Linked DNA regions of Homo sapiens: region 1 is linked to region 2. The links are chromatin loops, found by intact Hi-C in ENCODE. Cell type or tissue: chondrocyte. All regions are shown on one strand. Links, peaks and the distances in the headings refer to the core of each region. The heading gives the core; the rest is flanking DNA. Region 1 overlaps ZNF487 (zinc finger protein 487). Region 2 has its middle 4.7 kb from the start of LINC02623.

Evidence for each region. A loop is a pair of places that touch in the nucleus more often than their neighbours do. Peaks named below come from ENCODE experiments on the same cell type or tissue, not always from the same donor. Only the 100,000 strongest peaks of a DNase experiment are listed, where the experiment ranks them.
Region 1: it touches region 2 in a loop (10-fold over the local background); 19 of 110 quality-filtered maps call a loop at or near these places.

The regions. Positions count from the first base shown.
Region 1 is chr10:43,459,695-43,465,069 of GRCh38, forward strand. The region is part of intron 1 of ZNF487 (zinc finger protein 487); the gene reads left to right. Among named protein-coding and RNA genes, the nearest start is that of ZNF487, 25 kb to the left of the region's middle. RefSeq lists an enhancer at 4,543-5,206. In chondrocyte, for the core only: CTCF peaks have their summits at 2,385 (motif pointing left) and 2,587; no DNase peak of the experiment used is centred there.
Region 2 is chr10:42,864,174-42,869,548 of GRCh38, forward strand. No RefSeq gene overlaps it. Among named protein-coding and RNA genes, the nearest start is that of LINC02623, 4.7 kb to the right of the region's middle. RefSeq lists enhancers at 1,660-2,293, 2,294-2,927 and a silencer at 2,706-2,775. In chondrocyte, for the core only: CTCF peaks have their summits at 624, 824 and 2,667 (motif pointing right); DNase peaks (open chromatin) are centred at 1,702, 2,108, 2,578 and 4,570.

The DNA.
Region 1 (5,375 bases), core at 198-5,197, 600 kb after region 2:
CACAGCACAATGCCTGGCTAATTTGTTTATTTTTTGTACAGACAGGGTTTTGCCGTGTTGCTCAGGCTGTGAGTTTATTATTATTATTATTATTATTATTATTATTATTATTATTATTATTTTCTGAGATGGAGTCTCGCTCTGTCGTCCAGGCTGGAGTGCAGTGGCTCAATCTCAGCTCACTGCAAGCTCTGTCTCCTGGGTTCACGCCATTCTCCTGCCTCAGCCTCCCGAGTAGCTGGGACTACAGGCGCCTGCCACCACGCCCAGCTAATTTTTTGTATTTTTAGTTAGAGACAGGGTTTCACCGTGTCAGCCAGGATGGTCTCGATCTCCTGACCTCATGATCTGCCCGCCTTGGCCTCCCAAAGTACTGGGATTATAGGCATGAGCCACCGTGCCCGGCCGTTGAATTATTATTATTTTTTTAGCTAATAGACCAGAAGAATGAATTTAATTATTATTGAGATGATTATATTGTTTTATTCTTTTTCAGTGGATTGATTGATATTAACCTATGGATTGAGTTAATTTTATTAATGTTTTGATTTTCAAATGTTAAATCAGCCTATTTTCCAGGAACAAAGTCATATTGTTGCTTTATCCTTTTAAAATATATTCCATGACAAATTGTTAGATATTTTTGTGTCTTTGTTCCTGAAAGAGTCTGTTGTTTTCTTTCTTTCTTTTTTTTTTTTTTTTTTTTGAGACCAAGTTGTCGCCCAGGCTGGAGTGCAGTGGCATGATCTCAGTTCATGGCAACCTCTGCCTCCCGGGTTCAAGCGATTCTCATACCTCAGCCTCCTGAGTAGCTGAGATTACAGGTGTCTGCCACCATGCCCAGCTAATTTTTTGTATTTTTAGTAGATATGGGGTTTCACCATCTTGACCAGGCTGGTCTTGAACTCCTGACCTCAGATGCCACCCGCCTCAGCCTCCCAAAGTGTTGAGACTACAGGTATGAGCCACCATGCCTGGCTGTTATTTTCCTTTCTTAAAAGTCTTTTTTTTTTTTTGAGAAAGAGTCTCACTCTAATGCCTAGTCTGGAGTGTAGTGGCCCTATCTCAGCTTACTGCAACCTTTGCCTCCCGAGTTCAAGCGATTCTTGTGCCTCTGCCTCCCAAGTATCTGGGATTACAGGCAGGCACCACCAGGACTGGCTAATTTTTGTATTTTTAGAGAGACAGGGTTTCACCATATTGGCCTGGCTGGTCTTGAACTCCTGGCCTCAAGTGATCTAACACCACCTTGGTCTCCCAAAGTGCTGGGATAACAGGCGTGAGCTATCACACCCGGCCTCTTCTAATATCTTAATTTTTTTTTTTTTTGAGACAGAGTTTCGCTCTCATCGCCCAGGCTGGAGTGCAATGGCGTGATCTCGGCTCACTGCAACCTCCACCTCCCCAGTTCAAGCGATTCCCCTGCCTTAGCCTCCTGAGTAGCTAGGATTATAGGCGTTAGCCACCACACCCGGCTAATTTTTGTATTTATAGTAGAGATGGGGTTTCATCATGTTTGTCAGGCTGGTCTCAAACTTCTGACCTCAGGTGATCTGCCTGCCTTGGCCTCCCAAAGTGTTGGGATTACAGGCGTGAGCCAACATGCCCGGCCCAGTCTTTTGTTTTTTTTTTTTTTTTTTGAGACAAGGTCTTGCTCTGTCACCCAGGCTGGAGCGCAGTGGTGTGATGATCATAACTCACCTCTCCCTTGAACTCCTGGGCTCAAGCAATCTTCTGATCTCAGCCTCCTGAGTAGCTGGGACTACAGGCATGTACCATAATGCCTGGTTACTTTTTTGTATTTTTTTTAGAGATGGTGTTTTGCTATGTTGCCCAGGCTGGTCTTGAACTCCTGGGCTCAAGTGATCCTCCTGTCTTGGCCTCCCAAAACATCGGGATTACAGGTATGAGCCACTGCCCCCGGCCTTTGTTAGGTTTATATCAATTTTATGCCTGTTTCAGAAAACATGTTTAGTGTTTTCTCTTTATTCTCCATGAGTGCTTGTGTAAGATTGGTGCTATTTATTCCTTAATTGCTTGTAAAATTACAGCAGTGAATTTTTCTAGGGTCTGGCTTTTCTTTATGAATAATTTTAAAATTATAGATTTAATTTCTTTATATTAGGGAAATTATCCTTTAGAACTTGATACAAGTCCTAGTTGTTTGTTTCTACCTTGTCATTTGTCATCCCCAGGTGGGTGGCAGGTGTGTTTGTTCCAGGGCAAAGCTATGTCTCACACACACTAGTTCACATAACCCCATTCAGACCAAAAATTGTTCACAGTTTACTTTGCTTTTTGTCTCTTTATCTCCAAGGTTGGTCTGTAGTGAACTCAAAGCCTTAATTCTATCCCAGTCCTTTTAGTTAAGGTCAGCAGTGACCTCTAGTGGTGAAATCTTCAGTCTTCCTCTTAACATGACTTTCTTTTTTAAAAATTATCTAGTGAATTACTCTTTCTGTTTGTTTGTTTTTGAGATGGAGTCTTGCTCTGTTGCCCAGGCTGGAGTGCAGTGGCACGACCCCAGATTACTGCAACCTCTGCCTCCCGAAGTGCTGGGATTGTAGGGTTGAACTACTATGCCTGAACCCTCTTACGTGGCTTTCTAGCCACGTAATCATTGATTACAGGCACACCTCGTTTTATTGTCCCTTGCTTTAATGTACTTTGCAGATATTGTGCTTTTTTTTCTTTTTTCTTTTTTCTTTTTTTAACAATTAAAAGTTTGTGGAAACCCGGCATTGAGCAAATCTGTAGACAACATTTTTTTTTTTTTTTTTGAGACAGAGTCTCCCTCTGTCACCAGGCTGGAGTGCAGTGGCGTGATCTCAGCTCACTGCAACCTTGGCCTCCTGGGTTCAAGCGACTCTTCTGCCTCAGCCTCCTGAGTAGCTGGGACTACAGGTGTGCACCACCATACCCAGCTAATTTTTGTATTTTTAGTAGAGGTGGGGTTTCACCATGTTGGCCAGGATGGTCACGATCTCTTGACCTCGTGATCCACCTGCCTCAGCTTCTTGAAGTGCTGGGATTACAGGCATGAGCCACTGCATCCGGCCTTTTTTTTTTCTTTCTTTTTTTTTTTATAAATAGAGATAGGGGTCTCATGTTGTCACCCAGGCTGGAGTGCAGTGGCATGATCTTAGCTCATTGTAACCTTGAACTCTTCGACTCAGGGGATCCTCCTGCCTCAGCCCCCTGAGTAGCTGGGACCACAGCCATGCCTGGCTATGCCTGGCTAATTAAAAAATTTTTTTTGGCCAGGTGCGGTGGCTCATGTCTGTAATCCCAGCACTTGGGGATGCCAAGGCGGGTGGATCAACTGAGGTCGGGAGTTTGAGACCAGCCTGACCAACATGGAGAAACCCTGTCTCTACTAAAAATACAAAATTAGCTGGGTGAGGTGGTACATGCCTGTAATCCCAGCTGCTCGGGAGGCTGTGGCAGGAGAATTGCTTGAACCCAGGAGGCAGAGGTTGCGGTGAGCCGAGTTCACGCCATTGCAATCCAGCCTGGGCAACAAGAGCAAAACTCCATCTCAAAAAAAAAAATTTTCTTTTTGGGCCAGGCGGATGGCTCATGCCTGTAATCCCAGCACTTTGGGAAGCCGAGGCAGGTGGATCACCTGAGGTCATTAGTTTGAGACCAGCCTGGCCAACATGGCGAAACCCTGTCTCTACTAAAAATATAAAAATTAGCCAGGCGTGGTGGTGCACACTTGTAGTCCCAGCTACTCGGGAGGCTGAGGCAGGAAAATTGCTTGAACCCGGGAGGCTAAGGTTGCAGTGAGCCGAGATCATGCCACTGCATTGCAGTCTGGGTTTCAGAGTGAAACACTGTCTCGAAAAAAAAAAAAAATTTTTTTTTTTTGGTGGAAACTTGGTCTCACTATGTTGCCCAGGTTGGTCTTGAACTCCTGGCATCAAGTGATCTTCCCATCCCACCTTGGTCCCCCAGAGCTCTGGGACTGTAGGCACGAGCCACCTCACCTAGCCTCACAACTGTTTTTCTTTCTTTCTTTTTTTTTTTTTTTTAGCATGTGCTCATGTTGTGTCTCTGGGTCACATTTTGGTAATTCTTGCCCTATTTCAGACTTTTTTTTATTATCTATTATGGCAATCTGTGATCTGTGATTTCTGTTATTATTATTGTAATTGTTTTGACCGTATATAAGATGGTTAAAATTAACAAATGTTGCCTGTGTTCTGACTGCTTCACTGACTGGCTGTTCCCCTTTCTCTCTCCCTTTCCTCTGGCCTCCCTATTCCTTGAGACACAACAATATTGAAATTAGGGTAGGTAACTACCCTGCAGTGGCCTCTCAGTGTTCCAGTGAGAGGAAGAGTCATACATCTCTCACTTTAAATCAGAAGCTAGAAATACTTAAGCTTAATGAGGAAGGCATATATCAAAAGCCAAGACAGGCCTAAATTAGGCCTCTTGTGCCGAACAGCCCAAATGTAAATGCAAAGGAAAACTTTTTTTTTCTTTTTTTTTTTTTTGTTTTGAGACAACGTCTCACTGTGTCACCCAGGCTGGAGTGCAGTGGCATGATCTTGGCTCACTGAAACCTCTGCCTCCTGGTTCAAGTGATTCTTCTGTCTCAGCCTCCTGGGTAGCTGGGATTACAGGTGTGTGCCACCATGCCCGGCTAATTGTTTGTATTTTTATTTTATTTATTATTATTATTTTTTTTTATTGATCATTCTTGGGTGTTTCTCGCAGAGGGGGATTTGGCAGGGTCATAGGACAATAGTGGAGGGAAGGTCAGCAGATAAACAAGTGAACAAAGGTCTCTGGTTTTCCTAGGCAGAGGACCCTGCGGCCTTCCGCAGTGTTTGTGTCCCTGGGTACTTGAGATTAGGGAGTGGTGATGACTCTTGATGAGCATGCTGCCTTCAAGCATCTGTTTAACAAAGCACATCTTGCACCGCCCTTAATCCATTTAACCCTGAGTTGACACAGCACATGTTTCAGAGAGCACAGGGTTGGGGGTAAGGTCATAGATCAACAGGATCCCAAGGCAGAATTCTTCTTAGTACAGAACAAAATGAAAAGTCTGCCATGTCTACTTCTTTCTACACAGACACAGCAACCATCCAATTTCTCAATCTTTTCCCCACCTTTCCCCCTTTTCTATTCCACAAAACCGCCATCGTCATCATGGCCCGTTCTTAATGAGCTGTTGGGTACACCTCCCAGACGGGGTGGTGGCCGGGCAGAGGGGCTCCTCACTTCCCAGTAGGGGCGGCCGGGCAGAGGCGCCCCTCACCTCCCGGATGGGGCGGCTGGCTGGGCGGGGGCTGACCCCCCCACCTCCCTCCCGGACGGGGCGGCTGGCCGGGCGGGGGGCTGACCCCCCCCACCTCCCTCCC
Region 2 (5,375 bases), core at 299-5,298:
TCTTTGTTACTGCATGTTTCTAATTTTGTTGCTCCCTGGTGAGAGAATGTGATTTGTATAACAGCAATTCTGGGAAAGGGGCTGAAGCTTCCTGCTCCTTTAGCACAGCTAATTTTCCCAAACGCTGTCCATGAGCTTGGAAAGAGCATTGTACTCTGTTGGGATGGGCTCAAATCTCTCTGTAAAAATGAGTGTTCTTCTGTTGTTATTGTTTTGGTTTTTGTTTGTTTTGTTTTGTTTTTTGTCTCACTTGTTTTGTTTGCTCAGATCTTTTGATGATCTGGATAATCTTTTAATTTATGCAGGATGTTTCTCTGCTTGTGCAGGCTGGTGGGATGGGGGACTGGATAGAGGACAGGTGTCTGCTTGCCCAGGACTGGCAAACTGTCACTTGCCCTGGTTGTGCCTTGCCAGGAGCTCCCGTGCCTGTCTCTGAGAGTGTCATGAGCTCAGTGGTGGTAGTTGTGTGGTGGATGCACTTCCCCCTGGGTTGGGGGGTGGGTGGCTGGTCCTAACTGTTTGTTGTTGCAGATGAGACACGGGCGCACTTCTGCTTCCTGATGGATCTTGTCAGTCGTTTGACTTCTTCCTGGTCTGGGCTCCTGAGTTGGCCCTCTGCAGGCCAAGCAGGAATGGAGCTGGCTGCTACAAGAGTTCCTTCACTAGAGGGCATCTCTCCTCTCTCCTCCCACACATGGGAACACGCGGGTGGGCTTTCCTCCGCCCACTGTGGTCCACAGCCCGGCTTTCCACTCCTCACCCTCTGCTCTCAGACAGACCTGCTTTTCCCTGGTGTCTGTGAGAGGTGATTCTTCATTGTGCCAAGAATGTGGATTTTTTTGAGAGCAGGGACTCTCACAGATATTTGCACACCCATGTTCAAAGCAGCATGATTCACAAGAGTCAAAAGGTAGAAGCATTCTGAGGGTCTATGGGTGAGTGGATGGACAAGCGAAATGTGGTTATGCATACAGTAGACTGTTACTGAACCTTTAGCAGGAAGGAGATTCTTTTTTTTTCTTTCTTTTTGTGGAGAATGGGGTCTCGCTATATTGCCCAGGCAGGTCTCGAACTCCTGGGTTCAAGCTATCTTCCCACCTCTGCCTCCCTAACAGCTGGGATAATAGGCATGAGCCTATAATATCACCCGGCCAGGAGGGAAATTCTGAGAGGCATGCCAACACGCATGAGCCTTGAGGACATTGTGCTAGATGGAATAAGCCAACCACAAAAGGACAGATACATTGCGATTTCACTTACATGAGGGGCCCAGAATGGGCAAATTCAGAGACAGAAAGAGCAATGGTAACAAAAGGAGGGAGCTGGTGTTCAATGGGTTCAATGCTCAGTGGTGTTCAATGGGTATGGTTTCCTTTTGGGAAGATGAAAAGGTTCTGGAGATGGACGGTGGTAGGGGATATGCGAAAATGTGAGTGCACTTAATGCCAGTTAACCCACACTAAAAGATGGTACAACTGTGCATTTTATGTTAGGTATATTTTCACCACAATTAAAAAATTTGAAAAGAGCTTGGATTTTGGAGCTGATCTGCCTGTTTCAGATCCTGCCATGAAGTTCTACGAGCTTGAGCCAGTTCCTGGGCCTCCTGGTGCCTCAGTCCTGCATGTAACACGGCGAGCGCGTGTGCACACGGCTCTGGGAGTTCTCGTGCAGCACTCAGAGCTCAGCGTGGGCGAGGGCGTCACCCTTCAGGGGGCGTCCATGGGGCCTTGGAGAAGGGAGGCTCCGGGGCGCCACAGCAGTCTACCGGGAGAGGCCAGGCCAAGCGCTTGTTCACCCGCAGCCCTCTTAGGGAACTTTCACATGCTTCTCCCACTAGGCCTAGGCACCCCTCCCCACCCTCCCTGCCCTCCTGGTTCCCTGATCCTCAGTGACCTTGTCCTTCAAGACTGAACTCCAGAGTCCCCACCCGAGGACCCGCAGTGCCCGGCCGCCGCGAGCTCGCGGGGTGTATGCCCGCCCCGAGGCTCCACCGCGCCTGTGTGCCGGGAAGCCTGGCTCCACAGGACCCTCAGGCACTGGGCGCGCCGTCGCTGCAGCTGCCAGGAGCTCCTGAGGAAGTGGCTCGAGGCCCCGGGGCGGGTCAGGCGTAGGGTGGGCCCGCTGCCCTCACACCCGCCCCGGCCGCACACAGGAGGCGCGATCAGCAGAGTCGTTGGACAGGTTTGGACACCGGCTGTCTCTTTCGGGCCTCGGTTTTCGCGTCTGAAATAAAAGCGCGCATCCTGGCCCTGGCGCGGTGCCTCTGCCGCGGTAGAGGTTTCCACCATGAGCCCAGTGCGCCTTCCAGGCTCGAGGGAGAGGGAGTGTGCGTGCGTGTGAACGCGTCACACTCTTGTGTGAACGCGTCATACGCTTGTGAAAGACGGTGCTTGTGCACACGCGTGTGCGTGCGTGTGAACGCGTCAGGGTACCCGAGGATGCACACACGCACGTGTGAGTGTGCGCGAGTGCGTGCTCAGAGGACAGCTCTCAGCAGGCTGGGGACCTCCTTCCTCTCACCCCTGAGGGTTTTGGGGGACCAGCCCCCGTATCCGGGTGCTGCGGGATCCCCTGAGGCGAGCGCGCACCGCTGTGCTCGGGCTCCGGCTTTGTGGGGACCCGGCCTTCCCGGCCCGCACCACGAGGAGTTCCACGCAGTAGCCACGAGGTGGCACCGCAGACTCGCTACCGCGGAGCGCGGCGGCTCCCGGCTCCCAGCAGCCTCGCCTAGGGCTGTGGCCAGGGCGGTCAGTCTCAGGCCCAGGCCGCTGCTGCCAGGAAAAGCAGGAACAATCGCCAGTCACGCCTGCTGATGCCCCTGAAGTGCTTATGCTCCCAGGCATGGGCTGACCGCAACGTGCATTCTCTCCTTTTATGTCCCTACTGTTTGGAACCCTGTTTTTGTTTTTGTTTTTGTTTTTGTTTTGTAAATCTGCCGCTTAAAATACCCAGGGTGGAGCTAAAAGTACAGACACTGCTCAACTTACCCCTGGCTGCGGCCCGATAAGGCCGCTGAGAGTGGAAAATGACTGAGTCCACCTGACTACCGAATAGCACAGCGTGGGGGCCTACCTTGGCCTGCTGAGAACACTGCCCTGAGCCTGCGGTGGGCAGAAGCATCAACACGAAGCCTGTTTTGTAGTCAAGTGTCGGATACCTCATGTAATCATTGACTACTGTACTGAAAGTGAAAAACCGAGTTGCCGTGTGGGACTCAAACGAGGGTTTCTGCTGACTGTGGATGGCTTTTGCATCACTATAAAGTTGAAAACTGTTAAGTGGAACTGCGGTTAAGTCGGGGCTGTGTGCACTAGAGACCTGAGTTCTGCCGCTCCATAGCTGTGTGACTTTGGACACATATTTGAGCCTGAGTGTCTTCTACACAAAATGGATTTCTTAGCATAACATACACATGTGTACGCGCCCGTGAGCATACGCGTGTGTGTTTGCATGAACACATCTGTGTATGCACGAGTGTGTGCACATCTGTATGTGGCTGTGTAAGTCCGTATGTACATTTGTGTGCATGTCTGTGTGTGCATATGTTTGTACGTGTGTGTGCTGTGCATGTGTGTGTTAAGGCCCTGGGGTGGAGCTGAGTTGTTGAGGGGAGATGCTGGGAGGGCAGCCAGCACCAGGTGTTTGTTGGCCAGGAGAGAAGCTGCCATCCAGGTGCACTCTGGGGCTCCTGCTTCAGTGGCACAAGGCTTCGGGATTGAGGAAGCTGGGGGCTGGAGCAGGGCAGTCCTGCACCTCATGGGAGGTGCAGAGTGAGGTCAGGAGGATGGAGAGAGTGCCAGAGAATGGGGGGAATCTGAGGCATCAGGAAAGGAAGACACAGGCCACGGAGAGGGCAGCTGGGCCCTGGGTGAGGCCGGCCCTCAGGAAGGAGGTGCCACAGGTAGGGGAGTGCCCAGATGGAGAGCCCAGGGGTATGGACCCACGGGTGTATGACAGTGGGGGTACTCCTGAAACCGCAGTATTATCCAACAAGCAGGGTTGGGACAACTAGTTATTTCATTTAAAAAAACAGGTCAATGTCAGTCCTCATTCTATGCTTTAAAATAAGCTCCAGATGGACTCATGCTTTACATGTAAAGAAGAAAAGGCAAAAAGAAAATAAAGAAAAGGCTTGTAAGCAGGTAGTTAATTGGGGGCAATCCCAGGATGCAGGAGAGAGGGGATGGAGCCACAGCAGGTCTGGGGAAGGGAGAAAAGCCGGCCCCGAGACCAGGGCCCAAGGACCCATTCAGGCCAGCAGTGCCTTCTGTGCACTTCCGCAAGGTCACACGTTCTTCCAAAGTTGCCATCATGGAGAGGTAGGCTTCCACGTAGTCTTGACTCCACTCGATTTCAATCCTTGGGTGGCTTTTCCTGTGATCACACTCAGCCCTGATACAGCCATTGCTGGGGCCTCCCCTGGCTGGACGTTCCGCTTTTGGTCCACATTCTTTCCTCCTGCCCTGAGGCTGGCCATGGGCCTCCTGAAGGCTAGCTGGGAGGACCTCCCTTCCATGGCTGTGCTCTTGCTCTGCCCACGCTGTCGCCTCCATCTCTACCTCCCTTTCCATCCTCACCACCAGCGCTCGAGTCAGTGGGGAGCTTTTCACTCACCAAGCCCAGGCAGGTGCGTCACGTGAATTTCTCTTGAGCCTCCCACTAGAGGTAGTGGCACTGTTGTCACCCTATCTGCTGAGGATATGCTGGGGCTGGCAGGGGCTACCCAAGACCAAAGGTGTCGCTGTCTCCATCCTGTGCCCACCCAGCCCTGCCCCCTGGGATCCCTTCAAATCTTTTTTTTTTTTTTTTTTTTTGAGATGGAGTCCTGCTCTGTCTCCCAGCCTGGAGTGCAGTGGCGTGATCTCAGCTCACTGCAATCTCCGCCTCCCGGGTTCAAGCGATTCTCCTGCCTCAGCCTCACAAGTAGCTGGGACTACAGGCACCCACCACCACACCCGGCTAATTTTTTTTTTTTTTTTTTGTATTTTAGTAGAGACGGGGTTTCACTATGTTGGCCAGGCTGGTCTTGAACTCCTGACCTCATGATCCCCCTGCCACAGCCTCCCAAAGTGCTGGGATTACAGGCATGAGCCACCACACCTGGCCCCCTTCAAATCTTAACAGAGAAGCCACCAAAGTCTCCTTGGGTCCATCACATGGATGGACCTCCTGGGCCCTTCAGCCCCTGGGCTTCCCTTGAGGTCCTGGAGCTATGTGGGCTCCAGCTCTGGGAAGGTGGACCCCCACGTGTGTGTCCTGCCGTCACTGTCTCTAAGGAGTCTGGCTCACACTAAGTGAGCCATAAGGCCTTGTTCAAGGTCATCTGTCCCACTGATTTCAGACGCATGGTGGAGTCTGAAATCATCTGTCCC